2 separate regions of the Homo sapiens genome follow, and region 1 is linked to region 2. Evidence: read pairs that join two places in POLR2A ChIA-PET (ENCODE). Cell type or tissue: PC-3. All regions are shown on one strand. Each heading gives the region's core, and the rest is flanking DNA. Links, peaks and the distances in the headings are about the cores only.

Region 1 (5,385 bases), core at 119-5,118, 74 kb before region 2:
GGATTAACGGGGCTAAAAACAAGGTGTCAGTAAGCTGCATTCCTTCTGAAGGCTCTAGGAGAGAATCCATTCCTTGCCTTTCCAGCTTCTAGAGGCTGTCCACATTCCTTAGCCCATGGCTGCATCACTCCAATAACTGCTTTAATTGTTATATCTTCTCTAATTCTCATGAATCCCTCTTTCCGTATAAGGACCCTTGTGATTATATGGGGCCCGGTCAGATAATCCAGGATAACCTCCCCATCTCAAGAGCCTTAACTTGGCCGGGCATGGTGGCTCATGCCTGTAATCCTAGCACTTTGGGAGGTCGAGGTGGGCGGATTGCCTGAGCTCAAGAGTTTGAGACCAGCCTGGGCAACACGGTGAAACCCTGTCTCTACTAAAATACAAAAGAAATTAGCCAGGTGTTGCGGCATGCACCCGTAGTCCCAGCTACTCAGGAGGCTGAGGCAGGACAATCACTTGAACCTGGGAGGTGGAGGTTGCAGTGAGCCCAGATCGAGCCACTGTACTTCCAGCCTGGGCAACGAGACTCTGTTTCTTAAAAAAAAAAAAAAAAAAAAAAAAAAAAAAGCCTTAACTTAATCACATTGGCAAAGCCCTCTTTGCCATGTAAGGAAACATTTTCATAGATTCTGGGGATGAAGACATAAATATTTTTGAGAGGAATGGTTGTTCTGCCTACCTCAAGGAGTGAATAAAGAGGCCCTGCTATCATGGTTATACTCTAGTGGGTGAAGGAGAAAAGTAAATATGTAGATATGTGATGTAATGCTAGGTGACAAGGGTTAGGAAGAAAAATAAAGCTAAGCAATGTGCTGTGTTATGATGTAGCTATGCTGATGCAAATTTTATGGAGAAGTGGTAAAGAATAAATTTTGGACGTGTTATGTTTGAGAGGCCTATCAGACTTTCAAGGGGAACAGTCATTAATACAATTGGAAATATATGATTCTAGATTTCTGTGGAGAAGCTGGGTCTAGAAATATAAATTTGGGAGTTACTGGCACGTAGATCTTTTTATCCATGGGTCTATGATCACTAGGAAGGAGCCAAACAAGAGAAGAGTTGCAGAGACTTTAGAAGGCAGGAGCAGGAAAGGTGACTGGTGGCCCTTGAGGTTGAAGACTACTGGCCCAGAAGTCAAGTGAGGAAAGAGCTTCCAGGAGGAAACAGTGATCACCAGGATCAAGTGCCACACACAGGTGGACCGAGATGAGTCCTTCGGACCCTGACATGAATGGAAGAGTGGGGATGAATGCTTGATTGGATAGCACTCAGAAGAATGCAAAGTGAAGAAATAAAGACAGTGAATCTAAGCAACAATTTTTTTTAGAAGACTTTTGCTATAAATGGGAGAAGAGCAATGAGACAGGAGCTGGAAAGGGATGAGGGGCCAAATGAGGTTTTCATTTATAAAGATGAGAAATATATCACAAATGTGTGCTGATAGAAAGAGCAAGCATAAAGAGAGCACTGATGACACAGGAGAGTGAGGGGATAACTACTCGATAAATGGGCTGGATAGACAGTGGCTGAGTGCCCATGGAGCTTTGTGTAAATAAATTTATGGTGAGACGAGCCAAGATGGCTGTCTAGTCAAATCCAGCCCCTTGGGTGTAGGTGTGAAGGAGCCAGAGAAACAGATTTAACCCAGGTTGGCATTTTTCTAGGTGAGGATAACAGAGGGAGAAAGGGACAAGACCATGGATGTAATGATGGACCACAGAATGTAAGTTGGGTAAAGGAGGCCCAGACACAGGGAGCAGGCAGTGTAAAGCAGGAGGCTTGCTGGATGGACGCCTTTCTGGGGCTGACGAATTACCAAAATGGGAGGACTAGAAGAGTGTTGGCCAAAGAGTGGGAGGCTTTACACTAAGTTTGCCATCAGCACAAAGGACTCGGATAGTCACAGAGTTCATCTGAGAATCTTGACAAAGAGGATGGCTGCCTTTCAGAAGTGACTCAGAGTTTTGCTCTAAATTTGGTTCGTTTCTTAAGATCAAAAGCCAATGTTGACTAAGGAGTGGATGGATCCATTAGGGAAACAGAAAAAGGAACTGCAGACTCACCCAGATGGGGCTGTCACAGGACCACAACAAAGAATTCATTTTCAATTCTTAACATTCTTGAAAACATAGGCTGTTGATCCTGAAGGAAAAAATGACAATTTTCTGTCTTCTGAACAGTGGATTATGTATCCTTGTAGGAACATACTCATCTGATCAAGTCTGATTGACTTAAAAGTATGACTAGGATATAATCAAAAAATGTCATGTGAAATTTTGTCCTCCAAACTAAATTTGCTGAATTAAGACTTGTTTGTCCCTCAGGAGAAAACATACATCTTTTTCTCAAAGAAAGAACCTTCAGCTTTGGGGATAAGATTTTATAGAGGACTTTGCTTTTTCTTCTTGAGAGCAAATTGGAAATTGCATTTTTATCAGAAGACTTGAAAAATATACCATGTAGCTATCAACTGAAATATCCAAATGATTAATTCAGTCACCTCGGAAAAGACAGCTGAGGCTACAAGTCTACTGTCTGTCTTTGTCTTTAATCTTTATTATAATCTCTAGAGAAACCTATTAATTTTGAAGCCATTAATGGGTAGTATACAGCTAGGACAAATGGAATCTGTATAAAAATTTCCTTCTATGTTTCACTTCTTATATGATTAAGAAAACACAAACCATTAATTCCTCAAAGGAGGATCTACTTCCTAATGCTGTATGCTGATCTAAAAGTGCACTGCACCAGATGGATCTTAATTAATGATACTCCAAATGAACATAACACCAACTTTCTGCATAAAATTTCCTGCAAACTCAAAAGGGAAAACAAGTAGCCATTACTTCTTTTGTGAACTGTGCCATTACACTTTGAAGGGCATTCAGAGTAAGGGATCCATCCTCATTATCTGTTCCATAACAAATTCAACAAGAATCTTTTACACAACATGCTAAGTGAATAAGGCAAAGATCTATAGTTATCTTTCACACTGTTCAACAAACCCCAAAGAAAAAAATAAGATATTTTCAGATGTAGTTTTAAAAGGGATAAAAGATTTTCATTTTCAGGCAGCTGAGTGAAAAATGTATTTAATATTTTTTCTAAAAAAACTTAGCAGACAAAGATCTATCATCTATTTTAAAAATCTAGTTCCATTGTTTTACTGGATGAAAAATGATTTCCTAACAATAATATAGGAAGCCAATCTAACATCAAACAATTAGATCTATGAAATTAATAAAAAATATTTAACCCTATGATAAAGATTATATAACTGGATACAGTTGAAAAACTGTGGCATAAAAATCTCCAGGAAGAATGACATTCTTTTTTTTTTTTTTTTTTTGAGATGGAGTCTCACTTTGTTGCCCAGGCTGGAGTGCAGTGGTGCCATCTCGGCTCACTGCAACCTCCGCCTCCTGGGTTCAAGAAATTCTCTTGTCTCAGCCTCCTGAGTAGCTGGGACTACAGGTGCACACCACCACACCCAGCTAGTTTTTGTATTTTTAGTAGAGACAGGGTTTCACCATATTGGTCAGGCTAGTCTCAAACTCCTGACCTAAGGTGATCCACCTGCCTTGGCTTCCCAAAGTGGTGGGACTATAGGCGTGAACCACCGTGCCCAGCCACAATAGCATTCTTAAATTGCTTATGAGTAGAGTATCAAATCCTTCATCATAAATAACAAAAAATAAGATTCTATGATAACATGATGCAGTTTAAATATTTTTCCTCCATATATTTTCACGTGTAAAATCATGTAGGTGTTTTCCTCCTTTCTTATTTTGCTGGTGGAAGAAACTCAGAAAGCAAAGATAATAAAAACAATGGCTATGTTTACATAGAAAGATTTTTTTTCCTATAATTACCATGGGGAAAAATGGCCCACCAAAAATAACATTCAAATTTAACCATAAAATTCAAAAATACTTTTCATAGATGCCATGAGTCAAAGAGAATATGAGCTAGATTCTTTTACTTTATAATCAGAATGATGAAGAATTATGATAATATATCTTTTCTCAAACACGCATATGCATGTGTGTGTATGAACATACACACAGATGAGTAAGCAGGAAGTTTTTTTCTTGTTTGTTTGTTTTTTTTTTTTGAGACAGAATCTCACTATGTCGCCAGGCTGGAATGTAGTGGCACGATCTCGACTCACCACAACCTCTGCCTCCCAGGTTCAAGCGATTCTCTTGCCTCAGCCTCCTGAGTAGCTGAGACTACAGGTGCACACCACCATTCCCAGCTAATTTTTCTATTTTTAGTAGAGATGGGGTTTCACCATGTTGGCCAGGATGGTCTTGATCTCTTGATCTCTTGACCTTGTGATCCACCCATCTCGGCCTTCCAAAGTGCTGGGATTACAGGCACAAGACACCGTGCACGACCGCAGGAAGTTTTTAAAGAGGAAGTCATGATACCACTAAAGCATGTCACTACATTATGACATACTTTATACGAAACAAAACCCGTTATGTTTCATAGCCATTAAACATGATGGGCTTTATCCATTTAAAATTTCAGTCTCAGAATTTACCAAATAACCAGCATGATTCAAATAAGCATTCTTTGCTGGGCACAATGGCTCATGCCTGTAATCCCAGCACTTTGGGAGGCTGAGATGGGTGGATGACCTCAGGTCAGAAGTTTGAGACCAGCCTGGCCAACATGGCAAAACCCCATCTCTACTAAAAATACAAAAATTAGCTGGGCTTGGTGGCATGTGCCTGTAGTCCCAGCTATTTGGGAGGCTGAGGCAGAAGAATCACTTGAACCTGGGAGACGGAGGTTGCAGTGAGCCGAGATCGCTATACTGTATTCCAGCTTGGGCGATGGAGCAAGACTCAATCTCAAAAAAAAAACAACCAAAAAAAAACCCAAAAAACAAAAAAAACAAGCATTCTTTTAATGATGCCTCTTGATAAATGAGGTGCAATTAATGTAGATCATCTCTTTATCATAATCATTATCGAATACTATGGAGCAGCAGTTTACGGGTCACCCTGTGGGACCAAGTGTCTGAATCAATCAAGTCAAGATTCTCAAATCCAGATTTCTGTACTGGATGCTCCACACCCAACTCCTGTCTCTTCCTGTCCTAATAAACAGTGCCATTATCCAGCCAGCAGCCAAAAATTTGAGAGATATTCTTGACTCTTCCCTCTTCTCCCATGTACAATCAGTAAACAGAACTTATTGACTCTCTTCAATACCTCATGAGCCAGTCTCCTCTCTTCATCCCCTATGCTACAGCACTCGATCAGACAGTTGTCACCTCATGTCTGGATTACTATTACAATAGCCTCCTAATCCTCCATGCCTCTAGTTTTATCTCCCTCCAACCCCTCCTTTTTCACATCTCCA
Region 2 (5,385 bases), core at 162-5,161:
CCAATTAGACATACAAGTGAAAATGTCAAGTAGGAAGATGGATATACCCCGCCTGGAGCCCAGGGAGAGGTTCTGACTGTACAGTGTGGTGGTTAAAAGAACACCCTGTGAAATTAGACTCACTGTGTTCAAATCCATGCTGTCACTTACTGCTGTGTGCCCTTGGGCAAGTTATTCCACCTCTCTGTGCCCAGGACATTTCATTTGCAAAATGAGGTGTTAAAAGTATTAAAGGAAATAGTACTTGCAATTTATGCCTGCCACATGAAAAATACTCAAATGTAGCTATTATTGCTAAAGTTTTCTCTGTTAGTAGTAACTTAGAGAAAGTACTAAAGACTGTAAACTAGATGGGATCACTGAGGAAATCAGTACAGATAAAGAAGAGGTTGAGGACACTTAACGTTCAGATAAGGAAGAGCAAAGGAAGGAGCCACAAACGAAGTAGGAGAGGAACAAGGACATTGTGGTGTCCAGGAAGAGAAGGAGCATTCCAAGAGGGTGACAAGTGTGTCAAATGAGGTTTAGTAAAATCAGGCCTGATCAGGACCTGCTACATAATTTGCAGGGCCTAGTGCAAAACGTAAATGTGAAGCTCTTATAGGAAAATAATTAAGAATTTCATAGCATTAAACTAAGCATGGGGCCCTGTGCAACTGTACAGGAGGTATGCCCACAAAGCTGGCCCTGGGCCCAAGAGAGAGGAGGTTCCAGCGGGGCTTCCTGGGTCGAGTAGGGGCTCAGAAAGCTGTGAAACTCACTCATTTCCTGCATCAGGACTTACTTTGGTCCTGGATAAATAATATTGAAGATATATACTTAAAATATTCCTAACATCAGAATTTGTCCATGTGTTTTCTTCCTCAAGAAAGTGGGATCAAAGCCAGAAAGGCATGGAGTCAGAAGAAAATAGGAGGGAGTTAATACATATTATATAACATATTACGACCCCCAAGGCAGCAGATCACTTCAGCCCAGAAGTCTGAGACCAGCTGGGCAACGTCTCGAAACCCCGTCTCTACAAAAAATAACAAAAAAATTAGCTGGGCATGGTGACCTGCACCTGTATTCCCAGCTACTCTGTGGGGGTGGGGGAGGCTGAGGTGGGAGATAGAGGCTGTACTGAGCCACGATTGCGCCACTGCACTCCAGCCTGCTCCAGACAGAGCAAGGCCCTGTCTCAAAAAAAAAAAAAAAAAAAAAAAAAACTATGAAAACCAACATTGAATTTCCCTCTTTACTTCCTTAACCTTCTTTCTTAGGAAAGAACTGTCCTACCAAACCCTAATACCATGATAATAAAATGTATTTGGTTATTGATGTCAGTGTTGTACTGTGTCAACTTGGAATTTGCTTTCATACATTTCCATTAAACCACACCCTATATAAACATTACCACATAATTTAAAATGTCAAAGCTTGTACCATTCATCTTCAACGGGTCTATTTCGAGATAAAATGTCAAAAGGGAGGAAATTAAGGGAAAACATTAACTAGTAATCTACCAGTTTAAAAAAACTATTTATGTTCTATAACAATAATCCATTGTTTCAAGAAATCCCTGTTGGCAGAAGAAAGAACAAAGCCCATGCTTACCTAGGTCAGTGCTTTGTCTCTGGAGGTGACAACAAAGAACAACAAATGGAAAACATGTTTGCTCTTTGTCTGTCACACAATGTCCAAATGGCCACCCGTCTTTGTGTCACCTTAAGTACCAATAACTTCCTTGAGTCAACTCAAGCTTTCTCACTCATTGATTTGACCAAAATCAGCTGCAGTTACTTAGAGGCTCTGTCTGGAACACTATTTTCTGAAAAGAAATGTTACCGTCTCCAGTTTTTTGTTTCTTACAAATTATCTTACGTATCTTTTCAGTTGGTAATATGTGTACCTGAAACAGAATTCCAATATTACAGAATTCCAACATTACAAAACAGCATTTAATGAAATCTCCTTCTAGTCCTTGGCAACCTGGTTCTCCTTCCCAGAAGCAACCAGCATTACTAATTTCTGGGGAATCCTTTGTGCTTATACAAATGTGTGTGTCTATTCTCATATGCTTTTTATACAAATGGTAGTATATTATTCTTGCTATTCTGCATTTTGCCTCTCTATCTTGCTTCCTCAGTCTACTTAGCATGATATATGTTGGAGACAATGTTTTGTTAATACCTAGAGCTGCCTCATTCCCTTTTCCCTCTTATTTTTGGTAAATTTTTATTTTGATAATTTTAAGCTTACAGAAAAATTACAGAAGAGTTCTTAGGTTGCTCTTTGTCTTTATTGACCTTGATGTTCTTGAAGACTATAGGCTTGTTATTTTGGTAGCATGTTTGTTAATTTTATTAGATTGAAGATATAATTTTGACAAGAATATCACAAAAGTTATGTTGTACCCTTAGCAGTGCATCATATTAGGGTGCACATGATGTCTCTTTGTCCTAATAGTGTTGATGTTTACTTTGATTGCTTGGTTTAGGTGATCCTACCTCTACCATGTAAAGTTACTATTTTTCCCTTTGGAATTAATTAGTAACTTGTAGCATAATATGGTTTGGCTGTGTCCCCACCGAAAATCTCATCTTGAATTGTAATCCGAATTATAATCCATGTGTTGGGGGAGGGACCTTGTGGGAGGTGATTAGATCATGGGGGCTGTTCTCATGATAGTGAGTGATTTCTCACAAGATCCGATGGTTTTATAAGGAGCTTCCCCACCTTTGCTCTGCACTTGTCTCTCCTGCTGCCATGTGAAGAAGGATGTGTTTGTTTCCCCTTAGGCTATGATCCTAAATTTCCTGAGGCCTACCCAGCCATGTGAAACTATGTGTCAATTAAACCTTTTTCCTTTATAAATTACCCAGTCTTAGGCGGTTCTTTATAGAAGTGTGTGAACAGACTAATAGATGGAGAGACAAGACTATATAAATATCGTCTTCCTCACCAAACTGTCACACACTAATTTTAGCATCCTTTCATAATTTTCTAACCCATCATTCTATGATTTACTACTTAATTGATGTTTAATTAGTAAGTTAATGAATATTTTAAAAATGTATTTACTGTTGTAAGGAAGAACCATCCATTTTCCTCCATTTATCTGTTTACTCATTTACTTATTTTTATCAGTGTGAATGCATAGATTATTTAATTCAACAGGTTATAATCCATAACTATCATTTATTTTGACTCTCAAATTGTTCCAGATTTGGCAAATGAAAGCCCCTTTAAAAGCTGGCCTCTGTGTCCTTTTGATATATTTCCATTCTTCAAATACTCCCTTATTTTCTAGAATTACACGATGTTCTAAGATGTACTTCTCCCACTCCAGCCCTGAAATGGGCCTTTTTTTTTCCCCTCCAAAAGCTCTGATTTCTTTTAATGGATAATGGTATTTAGAAACCAATATCTGGGCACAATGTTTGCTTATTGCTACTGGTGTGTCAGTGAACAGAGCTAAGGAGTAAGACAGAAATCTCAACGGGCAGAACTAAGAAATTAGCTATAAATAGAAAGCTATTATCTATCTATATGTAGGTATATCAATTGATATAGGTATTAAAAACCATGAGTTCTAATCTAACACCACAGAATACATTCTTGCCCTCCTTTTTTCCATATCTGTGACTCTCTTTTCCCACAATAAGAAACCTGGCTCCCATGCTCAATATATCTTTGCTCAATCCTAAAATACAAACAGTAGTTTCAGAATCATGGAACCACACCACTGCAAAAACAATCCCACTAACTAGAGTTCAGGATTCAATTTTGGTTTTTTTGCGACAGAGTCTCACTCTGTTGCCCAGGCTGGAGTGCCGTGGGGCGATTTTGGCTCACTGCAACCTCTGCCTCCCGGGTTCAAGTGATTCTTGTGCCTCAGCCTCCCAAGTAGCTGGGATTACAAGCATGCGCCACCACACTCAGTTAATTTTTTTTGTATTTTTAGTAGAGACAGGGTTTCAGCATATTGTCCAGGCTGGTCTCGAACTCCTGGCCTCAAGTGATCTACCTGCCTTGGCCCCCCAAAATGCTGGGTTTGCAAGTGTGAGTCACCACGCCCAGCCTGTTTCGTTTTTTTAACTGGGAGGCAATTAAATTATAGGTGGCTCCTTTTTGTTCTTGTACACTTCCTTTTGTTCTTTGGTAGCATGGGTCTGCTTGAGCTTGGAAATTAGTCCTAGGGCATGGCCCTTTCTTTCAGGTGTGGTCCTGATTCCTAAAGACCTGGCCTTTCTGGTGTCTCAACTCAATGTCTGAAGTGCTCAGAGAGATTTCCTCTTTGTTGGAGCTAGAGACCTAGACATCCAGCCCTGCATGGTCATTAGTATCATTCAGCTCTCAGTCTAGCAGTGAGAGATCCCTGGTAGTCTCACAGTTTCCCACTCTGCACATCCTGAGCTCAGCCAGGCTGTTACTCTGAGGCTGCTCTACCTCTCTGCTGTGCAGCAGGAAAAGTGCTCCCAGGAAGAAAGCCAAGGAGATCATCACCTTGCATGTTTTCTTTCTTGCAAAGATCATAGTTTTCACACTCTCTGTAGGTCAGTGCCTGAAAACAGCTAACTCACATATATTTTGTCCAGTTTTACAATTATTAGGTTGTGCAAAATTGCAGTTTTTGCTATTGATATTTTCAGCAACAAATTAGTTTCGTCACTGGAGGAAGAAATATGTTTTTATTCTTTTTTTTTTTTGATATGGAGTCTCATTCTGTCGCCCAGGCTAGAATACAGTGGCACAATCTCAGCTCACTGCGGCCTCTGCCTCCTGGGTTCAAGCAATTCTCCTGCCTCAGCCTCCCAAGCAGCTGGGACTACAGGTGCCCACCACACTGGCTAATTTTTTTTGTATTTAGTACAGACAGGGTTTCACCATGTTGGCCAGGCTGGTCTCACACTCCTGGCCTCAGGTGATCTGCCTACTTCGGCCCCCCAAAGTGCTGGGATACAGGCGTGAGCCACCATGCCTGGCCAAACAGTACATATTTTAGATAACTTTGTACATTTGAAATACATTCCCTCTCAGGCCTTTTCATTCCATATTCAAAATAATCCTGACTGGCCAGGTGCAGTGGCTCACGCCTGTAAGCCCAACACTTTGGGAGGCTGAGGCGGGTAGATCACCTGAGGTCAGGAGTTCGAGACCAGCCTGGACAACATGGTGAAATCCCATCTCTACTAAAAATGCAAAAAAGTTAGCCAGGCACTGTGTTGCACACCAGCTACTTGGGAGGCTGAGGCAGGGGAATCGCTTGACTCCGGGAGGCAGAAGTTGCAATGAGCTGAGATGGTGCCACTGCACTCCAGCCTGGGCAACAAAGTGAGACTCTGTCTCAAAAAAAAAAAAAAAAATTCCTGATAATTCAGATTACCTTCATATAGAAATCCT

The links. ChIA-PET counts read pairs that join two places held together with the same protein. Peaks named below come from ENCODE experiments on the same cell type or tissue, not always from the same donor. Only the 100,000 strongest peaks of a DNase experiment are listed, where the experiment ranks them.
Region 1: POLR2A ChIA-PET joins it to region 2 with 8 read pairs; 2 of 35 experiments call an interaction of 5 or more read pairs at or near these places.

Annotation. Positions count from the first base shown.
Region 1 is chr12:89,431,841-89,437,225 of GRCh38, forward strand. The region is part of intron 9 of POC1B-DUSP6 (POC1B-DUSP6 readthrough); the gene reads right to left. The region is part of intron 10 of POC1B (POC1 centriolar protein B); the gene reads right to left. The region is part of intron 1 of LOC105369889 (a long non-coding RNA gene); the gene reads left to right. Among named protein-coding and RNA genes, the nearest start is that of DUSP6, 82 kb to the left of the region's middle. In PC-3, for the core only: no CTCF peak of the experiment used is centred there; no DNase peak of the experiment used is centred there.
Region 2 is chr12:89,506,085-89,511,469 of GRCh38, forward strand. The region is part of intron 2 of POC1B-DUSP6 (POC1B-DUSP6 readthrough); the gene reads right to left. The region is part of intron 2 of POC1B (POC1 centriolar protein B); the gene reads right to left. Among named protein-coding and RNA genes, the nearest start is that of GALNT4, 16 kb to the right of the region's middle. In PC-3, for the core only: no CTCF peak of the experiment used is centred there; no DNase peak of the experiment used is centred there; H3K27ac peaks cover 955 bases.